Linked DNA regions of Homo sapiens: region 2 is linked to region 1. The links are chromatin loops, found by intact Hi-C in ENCODE. Cell type or tissue: Panc1. All regions are shown on one strand. Links, peaks and the distances in the headings refer to the core of each region. The heading gives the core; the rest is flanking DNA.

What was found. Peaks named below come from ENCODE experiments on the same cell type or tissue, not always from the same donor. Only the 100,000 strongest peaks of a DNase experiment are listed, where the experiment ranks them.
Region 2: a loop joins it to region 1, with 4 times the contacts of the local background. A loop is called at or near these places in 66 of 110 quality-filtered maps.

The regions. Positions count from the first base shown.
Region 1 is chr6:106,332,852-106,343,744 of GRCh38, forward strand. No RefSeq gene overlaps it. Among named protein-coding and RNA genes, the nearest start is that of ATG5, 13 kb to the left of the region's middle. In Panc1, for the core only: CTCF peaks have their summits at 6,656 (motif pointing right) and 6,881; a DNase peak (open chromatin) is centred at 6,670; H3K4me3 peaks cover 256 bases.
Region 2 is chr6:106,973,419-106,984,006 of GRCh38, forward strand. It overlaps CD24 (CD24 molecule), which reads right to left and starts at 1,311. Exons shown (of 2, transcript NM_001359084.1): 1 at 1,160-1,311. The coding sequence starts at 1,228. RefSeq lists silencers at 1,663-1,812, 1,853-2,072. In Panc1, for the core only: a CTCF peak has its summit at 6,186 (motif pointing left); a DNase peak (open chromatin) is centred at 6,173; H3K27me3 peaks cover 191 bases.

The sequences.
Region 1 (10,893 bases), core at 5,381-7,880:
GAGTGAGACCCTGTCTCAAAAAAAAAAAAAAAATGAACATTTGTGATTCATAGGAGGAAGTCAAAATGTTGCCAACCTTAACAGGAGTTTGGCAGAAATTGATTCCAATAATCAAGTATGACTTTGAGAGGTTCAAGACTTCAGTGGAGGAAGTCACTGCAGATGTGGTAGAAATAGCAATAACTGTAACTAGAAGTGAGCCTGAAGATGTGACTGAATTACTGCAATCTCATTGTAAAATTTTAACAGATGAGGAGCTACATCTTATGGGTGAACAAAGAAAATGGTTTCTTGAGATAGAATCTACTCCTGGTGAAGATACTGTGAACACCGTTGAAATGACAACCAAGGATGTAGAATATTCCATAAACTTAGCTGATAAAGCAGCAACAGAGTTTGAAAGGATTGACCCTAATTTTGAAAGAAGTTCTAGTGTGAGTAAAATGCTATCAAACAGCATCACATGCTACAGAGAAATCTTTTATGAAGAGCCAATTACTGTGGTAATCTTCATTGTCTTATTTTAAGAAATTGTTGCAGCCACCCCAACTTTCAGCAATCACCACCCAGATCAGTCAGCAACCATCAGCATTGAGGCAAGACCCTCTAACAGCAAAAAGATTACCACTTACTGAAGGCTCAGATGATGGTTAGCAATTTTTAGCAATAAAGTATATATATTTTTTGAGACAGGGTCTCACTCTGTCGCCTAGGCTGGAGTGCAGTGGCATAATCATGGCTCACTGTAGCCTTGATCTCCCAGGCTCAAGCGATCCTCCTGCCTTAGCCTTCCAAGTAGCTGGGACCACAAGGACATGCCACTATGCTTGGCTAACTTTTAATTTTTTTGTAGATATGGGGTCTTGCTATGTGGCTCAGGCTGGTCTTGAACTCCTGGATTCAAGCAATCCTCCCACCTCAGACTCCCAAAGTGTTGGGATTACAGGTGTGAGCCACCATCCCTGGCTAAACCATTTTTAAATTAAGGTATATACATTTGTTTTTTAGACAATACTATTGCACTCTAAATAGACTACCTTATAGTACCTATAATATAAACATTAATTTTTATACGCATTGGAAAACCAAAAGAATTGTGTTACTTTTTAGCACTCTTTATTTTATTGCAATGGTCTGAAACCAAACCCTCAATATCTTGAAGGTACGCCGGTATATATTTTAAAAATCACAATTTGGAGCAGCTTTTCTGTGACTACCGTGTGAACTCTACAACACCGTATGCAATTCTATCACCGTTACAGATAAAATGTAGGGTTCCATTGAAAAATAGCGTGTTATAAGACACTATATGTATAACTCCAGTTACTGAATCTTCTCTACCTGTCTACACAGATGGATTCCACAGGGTTAAATTAAAGAAATATGCCAAATATTATTTAGAGATACGTATACACTCAAAACTATTTTTTTTTTTTTTTTTTGAGACGGAGTCTCGCTCTGTCGCCCAGGCTGGAGTGCAGTGGCGCGATCTCGGCTCACTGCAAGCTCCGCCTTCCGGGTTCATGCCATTCTTCTGCCTCAGCCTCCGGAGTAGCTGGGACTACATGCGCCCGCCACCATACCCAGCTAATTTTTTGTATTTTTAGTAGAGACGGGGTTTCACCATGCTAGCCAGGATGGTCTCGATCTCCTGACCTGGTGATCCGCCCGCCTTGGCCTCCCAAAGGACTACGATTACAGGCGTGAGCCACCGTGCCTGGCCTACACTCATAACTATTATGGATTTGTGTTCTAATTTTTCATCCTATAAATTAATATTGTCTTAAAAAAATCTTTGTATCAGATTTTTTTACTGTTTCCATATGAATTTTTTTCTGTAAAAAGCTCCAGGCTCAGTATGGTGGCTCACGCTTGTAGTCCCAGTACTTTGAAAGGCCAAGGCAGAAGAATTGCTTGAGATCAGGAGTTTGATACCAGCCTTGTCAACACAATGAGATCCCATCACTACAAAACATTTTTAAAATTAGCTGGGCATGATGGTGCCTGCCTGTAATCCTAGATACTCAGGAGGCCGAAGTGGGAAGATTCCTTGAGCCCAGGAGTCTGTGGCTACAGTGAGCTATGATTGCACCACTGCACTCCACCCTGGGCAACAGAGTGGGACACTGTCTCTTAAAAAAAAAAACAAAAAAAACTCTTAATAAAGTCTAGGATGAATCAGCCAGGCAGTTTTTCAGTCTGTTTTTTTCAATGAACATCAGAAAGAAAAATAATCTGGGAAGTGTAAAACTGAAGGACAAGTCTTTAAAAAAAAAAAGTAAAAATAAAAATAGCCTGATTTCTAAAATAGTAAAATAGATTCTTGCAATAATGCGTTGTTGTCAACAGGTGTCACTGTCTACCAGAGGTAAAGCTCAGAGCTCCCCAGCCAGCAAGGCCAGCCAACAGCACCCTCAATGAGGTAAAGATAGGCCAGGTGCGGTGGCTCACGCATGTAATTCCAGCACTTTGGGAGGCCCAGGCAGGTGGATCACATGAGGTCAGGAGTTTGAGAGCAGCCTGGCCAACATGGCAAAACCCTGTCTCTACAAATAAACAAATTAGCTGGGCATTGTGGTGTGTGCCTGTAATCCCAGCTACTCAGGAGGCTGAGGTAGGAGAATTGCTTGAACCCTGGAGGCAGAGGTTGCAGTAAGCTGAGATCGCATCACTGGACTCCAGCCTGGGCAACAGAGCTAGACTCTGCTAAAAAAAAAAAAAAAAAAAAAAAAAAAAAAAAAAAAAAAAAAAAAAAAAAAAAGATGTAAAGATAGTGTTTCCCAGTAGGAAACATCTGGTTATTGTAAAAGATCTTGTGAAATCCTAAAAACGTTCTCACAACAAAATTATTTTAATTTCCAAAAAAAAAAGGCTTCTAAACCTTGTGAATATTAACTCACATTCTCTTTTTTTTTTTTTTTTTTTTTTTGAGACAGAGTCTCACTCTGTTGCCCAGGCTGGAGTGCAGTGGCGCGATCTTGGCTCACTGCAAGCTCCACCTCCCAGGTTCATGCCATTCTCCTGCCTCAGCCTCCCAAGTAGCTGGGACTACAGGCGCCCATCACCACGCCCGGCTAATTTTTTTTTGTATTTTTAGTAGAGACGGGGTTTCACTGTGTTAGCCAGGATGGTCTCAAACTCCTGACCTCGTGATCCGCCCTCCTCGGCCTCCCAAAGTGCTGGGATTACAGGCGTGAGCCATCGCGCCCAGCCTCATATTCTCTTTCAAATCCATCCCCTTTCCCTCACATTCTCTCATTGGTTTGATTTGGATCATCGGCTTGTGCAGCAGAGCAGAGTGGTTGAGATATGAACTCTTAAATTCTTGCTCTGACATCTATTACCTATATGGCCACAGACAAATGAGTTAACCAGGACTGGCTACATAATTTCTGATGCCCAGGGCAAAATGAAAACGAGGGCCCTTTGTTTAAAAATTAAGAATCTCAAGATGGAGACAGCAGAGCATGAAAGCCGGTGCCAGGCCTTGTGCAACTGAACAGGTCGCATGCACAAGAACTTAGCTCTTATGTAACTTTTCCAAGCCTCCACTTTTCCATTTTCCTCAAGCTAAAATAAGGAAAATGATAGCACCTGCCTCGTGGACTTGTGAGGATTAAGTGAAATGATGCACATAAAACGTTTATCGCAGTGCTTGGCACATAGTAAGCTCTCAATAAATAGGAGCTGCTGTTTTTATGTCCTTCACTAGACTGTATGCCTCTCCTCCCCTGTGCCAATCCATTTTACAACCTGCTGCCAGAGTAATCTTCTTTAGCACAGTTCTGATTATGCCCCTGCCCTATTTTTATAAAAACTAAATCTTCACTGCCTACAGAACAAAATCCAAATCTAACCCGAATCCACTTTTCCAGCTCCTCTCTCGTCAGCTGTCTGGCTCCCTGGTCTCTCTCTGAGCTCGGTCCTCACATCCCTGTGCCTTTGCTTACCATGTTCATTCTGCTAGAAATGTCCTTTCCCCAGGGCTGGGGGGAAATATACAGGGATCTAAGTCACAGATCTGCCTTGGAATTGCTTACAACCTAAACTGGGAAACAGAGCATTATACAAGAGATGTAGCAAAGCACAAGGCAGGAGTGGTCAAGGGAAAAAGTGTCATAAAAGCTCAGAAGGAGCAAAAGTCTTGACTAAAATGGCACTTTTAAAAAAGCATTTCTTTTCATAGTTTTTAAATGGTTACTATATTATATATAGGCTATATGTTGTATGTATCAAAACCCATCGCTCCATAGATTCTTTACAAAAATATGATTCACACTTTTAAGTTTTTACACAATAAACTTGAAAGAGGGGGCAACATGTTTTTTTTTTTATTAATAAACTTCATTTTTTTAAGGCAGTTTTAGGTCCACAGCAAAATAGAACAAAAAGTAGAGAGAGTTCCCATATATCCTCTATATCCCCCCACCCACACGCACACAACCACCCCCACAATTGACATTCTGCACCAGAATGGTACATTTACTACAATCAATGAAACTGCGTTTACACAAAATTATCACCTGAAGTCCACAGCTTACATTATGGTTCACACTTGGTGTTGTATGTTGCATAGGTTCTCACAAATGTATGACATGTATCCACAATTGTAGTATCATATGGAGGAGTTTCATTGCTTAAGAATCTTCTGTGCTCTGCCTATTTATACCTCTCTCTTTCCTAACTCCTGGCAATCAGTTATCATTTTACTGTCTCCACAGTTTTGTCTTTTCCAGAATGTCATACAGTTGGAATTAGGCATTATATAACCTTTTCAGATTGGTTTCTTTTACATAGTACTATGCATTTAAGTTTCCTCGTGTCTTTTCAGGGTGCAATGTGTTTTTTAAATAAAATATTCTAAAATCTAATTCACATTTAATTATAGAGTGGGACATTTAGATGATTTCTCTTTTTACTTTAAAACGTACTAATTAAAATTTAATAGACACTTTTATCAACAACTGTTACGCTGAGGATCTTTCTGTGGGATAATTTGCCTACATATATTAATTGTTAGAATTGGCAGAGATAAGTTTCTAAAGGCTGTCTTTGAATGTTAAGGACGAGCAGCATTTTTTTTATGTTTATTTTTTTTTCTTGAGACAGGGTATCACTCTGTCACCCAGGCTGCAGTGCAGTGGCGTAATTATGGCTTACTGCAGCTTCAACCTCCTGGACTCAAGCCATCCTCCTGTCTCAGCCTCCCAAAGTGCTGAGATTACAGGTGTGAGCCACCACACCCAGCCAAATCTACTCTTTTTTCAATGGGATTCTTTCATGCTCTACTTGTCACACACTTCTATCCACCATTTATGCACCCTTATTTTGTTTACTGCCTTATTCTAGGCAGTTTTCTTACATTCTTTTCATCCACTGACTATAACATGAAGTTTCTGTATTACTGAAAGAGAGATACAAGTAAAGTATCATTTTCTCCACACTCCAACCCCTACCCAGCAATTTAAAGTGATTAGTGTTCTCATGGAACAGTGTGTCCATTAATTCAATTGGCTTTTTGATGCAAGGCTGTGCAAAATACTCAGGATACTAAGGTACATCAGAAATAATTTCTGCCTTCAGGGAACTCACATTCCAGTGTGGGAGAGAACTGACAAGCAAACAAAGGACCGCAGCAGTCCCTCACAGGCTGTAATTAAACTACATACAACTGCCATCAGAATCTAGCTTCAAGAATAACTAGCAGCAACATGTAAGATAAACCTTAGAAGTTAAATGAATATAACAGGTAGACAAGGAAGGAAAGGGCTTTTAAGCCAGGGCTGTAACCAAGGGGTTCATGGTTCCAATTCAAGGATTTGAAGATTTGGTTGGGAAAATAGTTTCATCTTTATTTTCAGTAACCTCCAGTTCGAAATTTAGCATTTCCTTCCATTATAAATTCAGGCCACAAACTGGAGTAGTATTGGCAATATTTGTAACTTGTCACCAATAGAATCACAGATATATTCAACTCACATTGCAGTTGATTCAGATCCTTGAAATATTTACTATTCACTACTTTGAAATTACAGTAGTTACAAGGCTCACTGTAAGACCTTATTATTTATTGCATTAACAAGGAAACAATATAACACAACTTTGTGTTCCTAATATTTTGATAACTATATATTAACATATTGGGGTTTCTTTGTAGCAATGTGTATGTTGATGCCTTTAAATACATTATTCTTAGATTTCCCAGACAGTCTAAGATATGCATTGCAAAAGAAAAAAATGAATAATTAAATAAGGTCAAGAATCCTGCTCTAGGCAGAGGGAACAAAATACACAAAGACACGGAAGGTGTAAAATATGAGGATTTGTTCAAAATTAAATCCCCAGTGCTGTCTTTTCTTTATCCTGACTTTAAGTTCTGCCCGCTCCTGTCCTCTTACCCTCTTGCTGCCACTCTTCCAGTTTGGCACAGCTGTCAGTCTTGCCTTCTTCCACTCTATTTTCTTCACTGTCTTCAAAACGGGTCCATGTAAAATGCCACGATGCTTGTGCCGCTGCTACTTAGGTTGAAGGTGGTAAGGAAAGTCTGGCCTGCTTGGCCTTCATCTGATACTCTCCCTCTGTCCCCGAGGCCCCTCTGTGGAGTCTTGGACTCCCTGGGATGCAATCTGAAAGCCTGGAAGAGAAGTGTGGCCTTCAATATCCTCCAGGGGGCGTTCTTTACCTCTCCATCTGCATCTCCTACCCTATGCCTCCCGGAGCTCTGAGTCTCTCGCCACAATGAATCACTTTTTAGTCTTCAAAAAGCTCACCCTTCTGGTACAACCTTATGCCCTCTTTTGCCTCCAATAAACAGGCTACTTCTTCTGCCTGGGACAATACCTCTCACCACCCCTTTTTCCTGATTAATTCCTACTTAGCTGTTAGATGTCACTTTAGAGGTTTCTTCCGGGAAGCTCTCTCTACTTCCCCCAAGAATATCGCCTTATTATGTGCTGTCTTAACAGTATTTACCTTCATTTTATCATTGAATAGTAATAGACTTTTGCTGGTCTGTGTCCCACAGAATGCTGCACTGTCTTTTCTGGTTGGCACTGAGCCATTCATTACTCACTGTTTAATTCCCCACATTGTAACTGACATATAGCAGGCATTCAGTGGTTTTACCGGTGAGATGAATGAAGCTGGAATTATTGTCCAACCTTACATCAAGAGAAGGATCAGAAGCCAAGGAAAGGAATTTGGACTTCATCTTCCAGACCTCTAGGTTTTTCAAACTATTAGTTATAATCTGTTACTAGATTGTAAGATTAATTTAGTGGTTTGCAATAATTTCTTGTGTTAAATAAAATTTTGTAGAACAGAACAGAATAGAATAACATAGAAAATATCAAAGTGCATCACAAGTAGCAGGAGTAAGTTTGTTTCATAAAACTTTTACTTTAGTTATATATATTATGCATACACGTGCATATCTTGAATAAGAATGTGTTTATTGAGTCCTGATGTGGAATGTTTTTATTCCAGTGGGTCATGTTAAAAAGGTTCTAAAGACACTGTAACCAGAGGGGATCCACGGAAAGTCTCAATCAAAGGCATGATATGACCAGATGTGTGGTTTTGGAAGTTTTCTCAGACCGTAGTGAGTGTTTGTTTGTTTAATAGACAGGGTCTTGTTCTGTCACCCAGGCTGGAGTGCAGTGGTGCGATCATAGCTCACTGTAGCCTTGGACTCAAATGATCCTCCTGCCTCAGGCTCCTGAGGCAGCAAGCCTCCCTGAAAGCACCAAGGATTTTTAGGGCATAAAATGACTATGCATGATACTAGAATGGTAGATACATGTCATTAGAAATTTATCCAAACCCCTAGACTGTACGACACCAAGAATGAACCCTGTAGTAAGCTATGGACACTGCATGATAGATGTGTAAATGCAGGTTCATCGATTGTAACCTACAGGCCTTATTTATGTAGTTAGGACTGTCCCAGATAGCTGTGACTACAGGCCCAAACCAGCACACCCAGCTAACATAAAGTGTGTTTTGACTGGCGATGTCTCTGGAGGCAATGGGAGCAATTGAAAAACTACCACAGTCAACTGGGAAATGATGACAAAGGCAAGGCAGTGGGATGAAGAAGAGGGTGGAAAGAAGAAATGTTCAAGAGGAATAATCAAGGACTTTAGTGACTGATTGGGTGAGTTTGTGAGGGCGGCTGAGGTGTTAGTGTTCAGGCTGTTAACCAAGACCAATGCCAAAACGAGATTACCCACTAGCAACACCAAACGCCTGCAAGGATGTGAGCAACAGGAAGTCTCATTCATTGCTGGTGGGAATGCAAAATGGTACAGCCACTTTGGAACACAATTTGGTGGCTTCTTACAAAACTAAACACAATCTTCCCATCTGATCCTGCAATTGGGCTCCTTGGTATTTACACAAAGGAGTTGAAAACTTGTGTTCATACAAAAACTTCTATCCATATGGATGTTTGTAGAAGCTTTATTCACAAATACCAAAACTTGGAGGCAACCAAGATATCCTTCAGTGGGTGAACGGATAAACTATGGTACATACAGACAAATAGAATATTATTCATCACTAAAAAGAAATGTGCCATCAAGTCATGAAAAGACATTTAATGAAACTTAAATGTATGTTGCTAAGTGAAAAAAGCCAGCCCAAAAAGGCTACATACTGTATGGTCCCAACTACACAACATTCTGGAAATGGTAAAACTATAAAGACACTTAAAAGACAAGTGATTGCCCTGTGTGGTGGCTCACGCCTGTAATCCCAGTACTTTGGGAGGCTGAAGCTGTTGGATCTCCTGAGGTTGGGAGTTCAAGACCAGGCTGGCCAATGTGGCAAAACTCTGTCTCTACTAAAAATACTAAAATTATCTGGGTGTGGTGGTGGGCACCTGTAATCCCAGCTACATAGGAGGCTGAGGCCAGAGAATCACTTGAATCTGGGTGGCAGAGGTTGCAGTAAGCTGAGATCACATGGCTGCACTCCAGCCTGGGCAACACAGTGAGACTCCATCTCAAAAAAAAAAAAAAATCAGGGGTTGAAGGGAGGGAGGGATGAACAGGCAAAGCACCAGTGACTCTTAGGGCAGTGAAACTACTCTGCATGACACTAGAATGGTGGATATATGTCATTATAAGTTATCCAAACCCCTAGACTGTACAACATCAAGAGTGAACCCTATGGTAAGCTATGGGCACTGTGTGATAATGATGTGTAAATGTAGGTTCATCAGTTGTAAACTACAGGCCTTATTTATGTAGTGAGGACTGTCTAAAATTAGCCCATGAATCACTGTCTCTAAGCATTGTTGTTTGCTGAAGTATTAATATTAATGATACAAAGAAATTATAAAACTGATAAGAAGAAAATTTTTAGCATGTGTTCCCTAGAGCTCAAAGTTGGTTAATGTCACTCTGGTGGGCAATGTTGTTAGTGGGGGGCTATACCTGTGTGGGGGCAGAGGATATATGGGAAGTCTCTGTACCTTCTATTCAAATTTCTTATGACCCTAAGAATGCTCTAGAAAAACTAAGTCTAAAAAAAAAAAAAAAAGAAAAAAGAAAAACTAAGTCTATTAAAAAGGTGGGGGATTACCTGCAAAGTATCCTTATGGAATTTTATGGTAACATCTAAAGAGATCTAGAGTTTGAGGGAGCAGTCTAGACTGGAGGCATTTTCTTAAGAAGACATTTATCACTCATGTTAGTCTGGGTCCTCCCAGAAGCAGACTCCAGGACAGGATTAAATTTACAAATATTTCTCTAGGAGAAGTCTCTGTGATAGAAAATGTAGGGGGGTCAGGCATGGTGGCTCACGCCTGTAATCCTAGCACTTTGAGAGGCTGAGGCAGAAGGATCGCTTGAGCCCAGGAGTTTGAGACTGGCCCAGGGAACATGGGGACATCCCTGAAAAAAAAAAAAAAAAAAGAAGGCCAGGCTCTGTGGCTCAAGCCTGTAATCCCAGCACTTTGGGAGGTGGAGGCGGGCGGATCAACTGACGTCAGGAGTTCAAGACCAGCCTGACCAGTATGGTGAAAACCTGCCTCTACTAAAAATACAAAAATTAGCCGGGCATGGCGGCACATGCTGTAATCCCAGCTACTCAGGAGGCTGAGGCAGGAGAATCACTTGAACTCCGGGGGGCTGAGGTTGCAATGACCCAAGATCACACCATTGCACTCCAGCTTGGGCAACAGAGCAAGACTTGGTCTCAAAAAAAAAAAAGAAAAAGAAAAAGAAAAGGAAAATGTAGGGAGAGAGGAGGGGCTGGGAAAGCCAGCTGTCAGTGGAGCAAAGGAGCAGGTGGATAGAAGCCAGTTTAGCCTAAGGTAGGTGCAACAAGAAATTTTTAGATGTCTCAAGCCAAAGTCATCAGTCAGAGGAGTCCCATGGAATAGGACTGCCCTCTAATCTCCAGCATGCTCAGTCCCTGGGCCCTCAATCAATCACTCTCACTCAGTAAAGATCTGTGAAGTGTATTCTCCTGACCACCACCACACTTTAACAAATACGTCTTATTTTAATATATACACATCAGTGTAAACAAAAGTTCAACACAATAAACTGTTCTTTGCCATCATGAAGTTCTGAGGGGCAGTGCATAGCTTTGCGTCTCTTGGCCACGGTTTCAGACCTTTCCTCTTCCCCTCTAGATGTCTCTGTAGTTCCTGATACTCAAATACCAGCTATTTAGGGATTAACAGATAAACCTATTCTTCATGCATTGCTGCTACATTGCTTTTTTGCCTACATGTCTTAATCTGATACTTCATTTAAAAAGCAGGATGTTTTGACCAGGCGTGGCAGCTCATGCCTGTAATCCCAGTACTTTGGGAGGCCAAGGGAGGTGGAACACCTGAGGTCAGGAGTTCAAGACCACTCTGACCAACATGGCAAAACCCTG
Region 2 (10,588 bases), core at 5,019-7,518, 640 kb after region 1:
GGCTCGGGAGCGCAGCGGACTGGGAGGAAGACAATAGGGTACGGTTACCCCGCCAGCGGTGGGGAAGCGCGTTCCACACTCAGGCTGCACTCCCAGGTGAGCCCGGACTTTCGATGTCTGGGGACGGAGGACGCAGCGCGCCCAACTTTGGGGGAGAAGCCCCAGTGACAGTCCTCGATTAACCCCAATCGAAGGCGCTGGAGAGCCGTCACTCCCATCCTCCAAACCCGAACTGACCCAAACAAACGTACCTTCTTCGCCCCCGCCCCCGCTAGGGTCTCCCAGGCCCAGCCCCCGGTCTCTCTCGCCGGCGCGGTGCATCCATACACCCTCGAGGCAGCGCTGCGCGGCCCCGGGTACCCGCACCCGGGGCGAGGTTCCCCGGATGGAGGATCTAGGGAGACCGCGCTGGTAGCGGCGACCCGAACAAAGCCTGGCGGGGACTCGGGACAGAATCGTCCCACCATGCTGCCTCCCCAGAACTAGCCAATCTGGGCTAAAATAACATGGGGATCCTAAGATGACAAGCGATGGACGTGAAAGGTTGCCTCGCAGAGAGCGCAGCGTCAGGAGAGGGTCCCCGCCTCGGCTTCAGCCCGGAACCGGGGTTTGTTTAAAAAGGGCCAGATAGCCGTAGCTTCTCCGGGATACCCAATCCAACTCCGAGGGTGGAGGATGGGCGTGAGCCGCCCTCCCCGAAAGGGACCGTCGCCTCTCTTTGTGTAGAGCGCGGGGAGCGCGAAGACATTCCTAGGGGAAAGCGAGTCCTCAGGGACCCAGGGACAACGTCCCCAGGGAGCCCGAGCTCTCCAGGCGCTAATCCCTGCAGGCACCTCGGGCCTCTGGGTGAAAGTGGGAAGTAGTCACCTGGCTGCCTGGGAAGGGACAGCGTGGAACCTGGGGTGGGGCAGGGTCCTCTCAGCCCGCACGCGGAGCTGCATTGTTCCCAGGGCCGTGGGAGGAGGGGGGGCAGCACGCAAGGGAATGGAAAAATGGGGTCCACATGGCCCTCTCCCCTGGTCAGCTAAGCAAGATTCTCTCCCGGTCCCTGTCCGTGGCCCGAGGCAGGAGCGCAGGACGGTCCCCCGGGACCGGGTCCATCTCCCCTGCCCCCACCCCGGGAACGGCCCTCGAGCCCCGCCGGGCGCCAGGGCCTCACCTGCGTGGGTAGGAGCAGTGCCAGCAGCAGCAGCCCCAGCCCGAGCCTGGCCACCATTGCTCTGCCCATGTCCCCTCCGTCGGTGCGCGGCGCGTCTAGCAGGATGCTGGGTGCTTGGAGAACCGCTGGCTCCGGGCGGGCGCAGGCAAGGTGGGGAGCGCGGCGAGCCGGCGAGACCTTATATACCAGGAAAGCCACAATAGCCGTGACGTGGCGCCGCCCGCCCACCCCGGCTCCCCTCCGCCGCCGCCCGCCGCCTCCCCGCCTTCCCCGCCCCGCTCCGGGTTCCCCAGCGCCCCCGCCGCCGCCGCCACTGCCACCGCCGCTCCGGCCCTCGCGGGCCGGGAGCCCCCCGGGCGGGCGCCGCTGCAGGTGGGCGGGCGCCGCCGGCTGCTGGTACCCGGCTGGTATCCCCGCGCCGGCTGCGGGCTGCGGGCAGGCTGGCACAGGCGCCCAGCGCCTCCGGCACAGGACCCGGGGCACACACGCGAGCCACACACGCCGCGCTGGGGGCCGGGCCCAAGTTTCCTTTGTTTCCCGGGACCTGCCATCTTACCCCCCAAAAGAAAAGTCCGCGCCTCCGCTGCGGCGGGGTAGCCGCCTGTCCTGGAGCAAGTGCATTGCCACTCAGACTGCAAAATGCGCCCCGGGGACCCGAGAGGGGCTGCGAATTCCAGTGCGACCGCGTGGGGGGCGGGCGCCGGGACCCCTCGGGCAGGGTTATCTCTCGGCCCGCCGCAGAGGAAAGGGGAACGCGGCGGGCGTGGCGCGGACGCGGGCCGGACGCTCACCCTGGCCGACGGGACCCGGGCGCCGCCTAGCGCGAACCCTTCCCGGCTGGTCGGCGCTCCTCGCAGGCGGTGTCCGGGTCCGGAGCGATCTGCGCGCTCGGCCCCGCGGCCGCGCCCTCCCCGAAGCCCTTGCTTTGTTCTGTGAGCGCCTCGTGTCAGCCAGGCGCAGTGAGCTCACGGGGGCGTCCCGGGTCCGCATCTTCCCAGGAGCTGGGGAGCCGCTCGCTGGGCGCAGACCCGCTGCCTGACGCTGCAAACTACAGGGTTTCGGTCCCCCGCGCTCCTGCCTGCGGCGGGCGAGGAGGAGACGGCCCACCCTGAGGGGACCCCCTCCGCGGCCCTGAAGCCCCCACCGCCCTCCCCGAGCGGCTCTGCTCCCAGGTTCTACTCGGGGGCAGGAACCTCCCCTCCTGGCGGTCCCACTACAATTCACCGTCCCTCTCGAATTCCTGGGGATACACTTTTTCGGTCTCTGTTGCCCGTCATTCGTTTAAAGAGCAGAACCGTTCGAGATAAAGGCATTTACTTATCCGTAGTTGCCATTAGGCAATTTAATGAACCGGCACAAAGAGGAGATTCGTCATCACTCTTTAGATTTTGGTGGAATACTTTTTTCCTATCCATCTTATTGTGAAAACTTTCAAGCATACAACAAAAGTTGAAGTAATTTTACTGGTGGAGTATTTTGAGTTTAAATTTTAATTGCAAGACTTAATCTTTTTATTGAAGGTTTAGCCCAAGTGTTTTTCAGTCTTTAAAGCAAACAGCAGAGACCAAACCTAGTATGGTTGTAAATTTGTTTAAATTTCAGTTTTGCAGAACACTCTCGTTAGTATTTTTGGTTCAATTTTTAATTGCAAGACTTAATACTTTTATTTAAGGTTTAGCCCAAGCATTTTTCGGTCTTTAAAGTAAACCACAGAGTAGTAAGATTCTAAATTTGTCTAAATTTCACTTTTGCGTGGCAGTCTCATTAAAACAAAGTAAGTTTCAGGGAAGCAAAGTGACAATGAAATCTGCAGTAGGTTTGTTGACTGAATAGTGACTGAATTGGTTTGTGCCTTCAAGGTCAGTCACTTTAGCTCAGTAACTTTCCAAGCACGTTTAAGATGTGCTTGGGAACACAAGAATTTCTGTCGAGCACCAGTGGACTTTCCTGTTTAACAGTGTACCACATTATATAGAAATACTTTGGCCGGGCGTGGTGGCTCACACCTATAATCCCAGCACTTTAGGAGGCTGAGGAGGGCTGATCACCTGAGGTCAGGAGTTCCAGACCAACCTGACCAACATGGTGAAACCTAAAATCTAGTCTCTACTAAAATTTAGTCTCTACTAAAAATCCAAAATTAGCCATGCATGGTTGCTCATACCTGTAATCCCAGCTACTTGGGAGGCTGAGGCAGGAGAATAGCTTGAACCTGAGAGGTGGAGGTTGCAGTGAGCAGAGATCAGGCCATTGCATTCCAGCCTGGGCAACAAGAGCAAAACTCTGTCTCAAAAAAAAAAGAAAAAAGAAATAGTCTGGCCCAGCTTCTCCATTCCTTTTCCGGGTGAAAAAAATGGACTGTTTGTGACTCAGGAGTGCCGGGTTCCAAGGCAAGGAACATACTATGTCCTCCACAAGCTGCTTGTTGAACTAACTGGTGGTATTCCTAGGATAAGACAGCCTCTAAAGACAGACTGCCAGAGTTCAAACCGTGGCTCTGCTAATTTTGCTGGAGACAAAAAGCCTCAGTTCCTTCATCTATAAAATGGAGATAATAACATCATTACTAATTAGTTATTAAAGAGTTATTGTATATATAAGTGTTAGAATACTGCCTGCCTCAGAGTAGTAGCTCTCACTTAATATTTGCTCTTCCACTGAAGGTGCCAGCAACCAGAAGGTAATTACCTTCTCTGCCACTGTGTGATACGTGAAAGAATATCAGTCTCCAAATAATTCCCAAAACTGGCAAGGCACTCAGAATCTGTGCTTTGTGAACCATTTCATCACCAGCTAATGAGACTGGATAATTCACGTAGCAAAGCCCTTCACCTCTGCCCAGGAGTTCCCCCTGGGCATCCTACCGGGGGTGTTGCCCAGGACTTTGACAACTGGAGGCCCAACACAGGTAAGATACTTCTCTTTACAGGTCTCCACCCTACCCTTTTCCTGTACAGCTAGAAACTCAAGAAAACTGCCTGATTTTTCCTTTGCAGTTCTTTTGGCTTGTGATTCTTTCTTCCTATTCTTTATCCACTTCTCCTGGTTTTTCATAGTTTGTTTGCTAATAAAACCTGAGCCACGGCTGGGTGCAGTGGCTCACGCCTATAATCCCAGCACTTTGGGAGGCCGAGGCAGGCAGATCACATGGTCAGGAGATCGAGACCATCCTGGCTAACATGATGAAACCCCGTCTCTACTAAAAATACAAAAAATTACCTGGGCATGGTGGCACACGCCTGTAGTCCCAGCTACTCGGGAGGCTGAGGCAGGAGAATCGCTTGAACCCAGAAGGCGGAGGTTGCAGTGACCCAAGATCGTGCCACTGCACTCCAGCCTGGATGACAGAGCAAGACTCTGTCTCAAAAAAAAAAAAAAAAACCTTAGCCAATAATAACTCACGCCACTAACAAATTGAGACTCTTACCAGTTATCCTGAACTTTTTGTTGAGACACATGGCCAATTTCCATTTTATAGAGAAAGTGTGGTATAGAATGATTTTGAAACAGATTGATTGCATAAATTGATGTATGTGTGGAAAGTTATAACTTTCAGTTTTCATAGCTTTCATGAGATAGTATGAAAAACTCCCTCATTTGATGCTGGTTCTCTTCTGAGAATACTGAGGGAGGAGCAATGCTTACAATTTCTTTTCTTTTTTTTTTTTTTTTGGAGACGAAGTCTTGCTCTTGTTTCCCAGGCTGGAGTGCAATGGCACGATCTCGGCTCACTGCAACCTCTGCCTCCCAGGTTCAAGCGATTCTCCTGCCTCAGCCTCCCAAGTAGCTGGGATTACAGGTGCCTGCCACCATGCCTGGCTAATTTTTATATTTTTTTAGTAGAGACAGGGTTTCACCATGTTGACCAGGCTGGTCTCGAACTCCTGGCCTCAGGTGATCCGCCCGCCTCAGTCTCCCAAAGTGCTGGGATTGCATGCATGAGCCACCGTGCCCGGAAAATGCCTACAATTTCTAAGGGCAGACCTGAGACCAGACTGGCATAGCACATAGTGGATTCTGGGGTCAAATATGGATTTGAATCCTGCACCACCACTTTCTCTTTTTTTTTTTTTTTTTTTGTAGACAGGGCCTCACTCCGTCACTCAGGACGGAGTGCAGTGGCTCATTGCAACCTTCACTTCCCTGGTTCAAGCCATTCTCCTGTCTTAGCCTCCCGAGAGACTATGTCTTGCCTACCCAATATCCACTGCACCTGGCATGCAATCAGTCCTTGCTGGTTGAATGGACTAATATTAAGGAAACAGGTTAATTTGCTTTTTAAGATAAAATAGTAAATCCTGTTTCTAGAGGAACAGAAGACACAGGGGTTAATTATTTGACATTTTTAGCACTTTTGGCAAAATAGGTATGAAATATAATGTGAATCCAATAAAGGTGTTCCATCTGTGCTTTATAGCACAAATAGTGGCTGGAATAATCAAATATTTAATATAAATTCTGTTCTACAACATGATGCAATTCTTAGTTGTGTTCATAATACTCTTTTTTTTTGAGATGGAGTCTCACTCTGTCGCCCAGGCTGTAGTGCAGTGGCGTGATCTCGGCTCATTGCAACCTTCGCCTTCCAGGTTCAAGTGATTCTCCTGCCTCAGCCTCCTGAGTAGCTGGGACTACAGGCGCGCGCCACTACGCCCGGCTAATTTTTGTATTTTTAGTAGAGACGGGGTTTCACCATGTTGGTCAGGCTGGTCTGGAACTCCTCACCTTGTGATCTGCCCGCCTTGGCCTCCCAAAATGCTGGGATTTGGGTGTGAGCCACCGCGCCCGGCCCTCTTTTCCCTCTTAATTCTGTGCCACCCTGCACTTGGTTGGCATAAATGGAATATTTCCATTTATCCGGGTCTTTCAGTGGAGCTTTGTTCTTCACTGCCAATCATGAGAAGGCAGTGAAGGTACCAAAGTGAGTTTGCATTTCTGACTGATGAGGTCCTAGGTCCAGTAGCTGCAGCATGTTCAATCAGCTGGTGGCGTCCCAGCCGGACTCTCTGTGTGGACGTGCTGCCCCCTGCTGGCCACTGGGACCTTACGCGCTCACTGTCAGGAAAACAAAAACAACTCGTGCTGAATGTAAAAAGCCCTGCATTTTGGAATCCTTATAAAGCTAATAAACCACGATGATTTTCTTTGACTGTTACTTCCTTTTTCCCCCTGTAGAGTCACTCAAATTCTCTTAACCCTCATTGAGACCAGAAAACAAATGTAAAGAGAAAGAATTGTGACTGTTTTCAGATGCAAATTGAATAATAGGATGCTTACCTCTAAGCATCCTGTGGTGTTTGAAATAAAAGAAAGAAGCAACTCTTAATCTCTTTTGCCAGAATTTAAATTTGGTGTCTCCCTTGTATTGGCAAGGATGCAAGAAAAGTCTTTCTCGTCGATGCTGATGGGATTATGGAAAGGAATTTGACATCTCTCAGTATTAAAAATGCACATTCTCCTTATTTTAAGAATTTAACCTGGCCGAGCGCAGTGGCTCATGCCTGTAATCCTAGCACTTTGGGAGGCCGAGGCGGGCAGATCGCCTGAGGTCAGGAGTTTGAGACCAGCCTGGCCAACATGGTGAAACGTTGTCTCTACTAAAAATACAAAAATTAGCCAGGCATGGTGGCACATGCCTGTAATCCCAGCTACTTGGGAGGCTGAGACAGGAGAATTGCTTGAACCCAGGAGGCAGAGGTTGCAGTGGACCGAGATCATGCCACTGCACTCCAGCCTGGGTGACAAAAAAAAAAAAAGAATTTAACCTACAGATAAATTTCTACAAATGCAGAATAATGTATGTTCAGGGATTTGTTGCAGCACTGTCATATCATGAAATATTATGAAGTCATTAAAAAGAGTAAAGGAACATAATCTATCCTACAGGGGAAAATCCAAGATAAATTCTTAAGTGAAAAAAGCAAGATACATAACTGTGTGTACAGCATGGTACTTTGTGTTTAAAAAACCAAAACTGGCCGGGGGTGGCTCACACTTGTAATCCCAGCACTTTGGGCGGCTGAGGCAGAAGGATTACTTGAGCCCAGGAGTTTGAGGCTGCAATGAGCTAAGGTGGTACCACTGCACTCTGGCCTGGGCAAAGAACGAGACCCTGTCTCAAAAAATAAATAAATAATAAATTTTAAGAATAAAAAACAAAAACCTGACAGAGAAAGTATTTCCAAAGAGATACACAAGAAATTGTCTTGGCCACTGAGAAGAGAAACTGGGTGGCCAGGGCACACGAGAATGAGATGCATTTTTCATCACGTTAGCTTGTACCATCACTCATTCACAAATAAAGTAATTTAAATAAGTTAATAAGTCAATATACTCTGTGGCCTTTACCTACCCAACTCCCACAAAGCAAATATGTGCAAAGGAACTCTCTCCAGCCCCCAAGGCCTCAGAATCACCCTCCTCCTCATCAGGAGCCCTCCTCCCATCACTGGCAAGTTCTCAAGCAGAAATTTGATTTTGCCTCAATTCATCCATCTATGACAACTGTGAGACCAAATTCTCTCAGTCCAGATGGCACACACAAAAAATGTTTCAGTAAAAGTGAAGAAAAATGAAGAACCCAGCTGCAGAAAAAATCATGAGAAATCGCTTGGCATCGCATCAGTTTCCACATTTTGTTCTTCCTTCCGGAGCCTCAAGTTATAAAGGCTATGGGGGAGGAAAGCCTCCGGTGGGCAGAGTTTGCCTCAGAGAATGGCCTGAGCTGGGTGGGCTCATCCCATAAGTAGGACCTTTCTAAGAGCCCCCTTCCACCCCTGTGCAGGAGGCAGAGTCCAGGCCTAATTGGGGTAATTAAGTTCTAGCAGAAGCGAAATCCCACTTCTACCTCCTAGAAAAGAGTCTTCAGACCACAAAAGTGCTACATCATTTGCCATTTGCAGGCAGATCCTGAATGATTCTTTGCTGGGAAATAATGAAATTGGAAGAGTGGAAAAGTATATGTATATTTTATACCCATATACTTTTTTTTTTTTTTTTGAGATGGAGTCTCGCTCTGTCATCCAGGTTGGAGTGCGGGGTGCGATCTCAGGTCACTGCAACCTCCGCCTCCCAGGTTCAAGCAATTCTCCTGCCTCAGCCTACCGAGTAGCTGGGACTACAGGCGTGTGCCACCATCACACCTGGCTAATTTTTTTTGTATTTTTAGTAGAGACGAGGTTTCACCGTGTTAGCCAGGATGGTCTCGAACGCCTGACCTCATGATCTGCCCGCCTCGGCCTCCCAAAGTGCTGGGATTACAGGCGTGAGCCACCGCGCCCAGCCTCACAATGGTATACTTAATGAAATGTTACATTGAACTTGAAACAGGGATCACATTTTCAGACTTCGTGAAATCCTTTCTAAATCTGTTAACATACTTTTTCCAAGATTCCACTCAATAATATCTAAAGCAGATGCTGGCTGACATCTTATTCAATATAGTTTTAAGATGTCACTCTGAGGAAAAAGTATTCTGTAATAGTCAGCCAATAAAAGGAGAACATATGAATTTAATTAGCTCGGTTGAATAAGGACTTCTCTGTTGTGAACCATATATTTGTATGTAGATCTCAGAGTTAAAAAAGAAACAACTTGGCCAGGCATGGTGACTCACGCCTCTAATCCCAGCGCTTTGGGAGGCCAAGGCAAGGAGGAGCACTGGAAGCCAGGAGTTTGAGACCAGCCTTGGGAATATAGCAAGACCCTGTCTCCACTTTTAAAAAAGAAAAAACTTTCTCTCAATATTCTTTGTTGTTGTTGTTGTTGTTGTTTGAGGTGTCTCGCTCTGTCTCCCAGGCTGGAGTGCAATGGCACCATCTCAGCTCACTGCAACCTCTGCCTCCCAGGCTGGAGTGCAATGGCACCATCTCAGCTCACTGCAACCTCTGCCTCCCAGGCTGGAGTGCAATGGCACCATCTCAGCTCACTGCAACCTCTGCCTCCCAGGCTGGAGTGCAATGGCACCATCTCAGCTCACTGCAACCTCTGCCTCCCAGGCTGGAGTGCAATGGCACCATCTCAGCTCACTGCAACCTCTGCCTCCCAGGTTCAAGCAATTCTCCTGCCTCAGCCTCCCAAGTAGCTGGGACTACAGGCACCTGCCACCACACCCGACTAATTTTTTTGTATTTTTAGTAGAGACAGGGTTTCGCCATGTTGGCCAGGCTGGTCTCGAACTCCTGACCTCAGGTGATCGACCTGCCTCTGCCTCCTAAAGTGCTGGGATTACAGGCGTAAGCCACCATGCCCAGCCTTCAATGTTCTTTTGTATATTTTTTCTTGTTCATATTATAAAAGTAATACACGTGCAGTATAGAAAAATTTGGGCTGGGTGTGGTGGCTTGCACCTGTAATCCCAGCACTTTGTGGGGCCAAGGCAGGAGGACTTCTTGAGCCTGGGAGTTCAAGACCAGCCTGGGCAACATAAGGAGGCCCTATCTCTACGAAAAAATTTTAAAAATAGCTGGGTTGGTCCCACATGCCTGTAGTTGGGAGGCTGAGGCAGGAGGATCACTTGAGCACAGGATGTCGAGGCTGCAGTGAGCCATGATTGTGCCACAGCACTCCAGCTTGCTTGGACTCCAGCCTGGGTGACAGAGAGAGACCCTGTCTCGACAGAAAAAGAAAAAAAAATTTTTTTTGGAAAATGCAGAAAAGCATAATAAAAATATTAAAATAAAAATATTAAAATTACCCATAGCCAGGTCGGGGGTGGTAGCTTATGCCTGTAATTCTAACACTTTGGGATGCCAAGGTGGGAGGATTTTTTAAGCCCAGGGGTTCAAGACCAGCCTGGGCAACATAGCAAGACCCCCATCTCGAGTGAAATAAATAAATAAATAAGGATAAATTTTTAAAAAATAAAATTACCCATAGCCCACTAATCAGAGGCAATCACTAATAACATTTTAAAATATATTCTTTTCACATATATGTAGAGAAAGAGAGTTTGCTTGTTTATTTGTTTTGCTGAAGTAGGAGCAAATGTACGTGAAGTTTTCTTATTTATTTATTATTTTATTTTATTTTTTTGAGACAGGGTCTCACTTTGTCACCCAGGCTGAAGTGCAGTGGTGTGATCTCAGCTCACCGCAGCCTCAGCCTCCTGGGTTCAAGCTATCCTCCTGCCTCAGCCCCCCAGGTAGCTGGGACTACAGGTGCACACTACCGCACCCAGCTAATTTTTTTTGTTTGTTGGTTTGTTTGTAGAGACAGGGTTTCACCGTGTTGCTCAGGCTGGTCTTGAACTCCTGAGCTCAAGCGATCTGAGCGATCTGCCTGCCTTGGCCCCCCAAAGTACTGAGCTTACAGACATGAGCCACCAAGGCAGGCCCATAAAGTTTTCTATCTTGCTTTTTTTTTTTTACATAATAGAAAACATTTAAAAAATTAATCACAAAATTCATGGTCACATTCCTACAAAGTTAA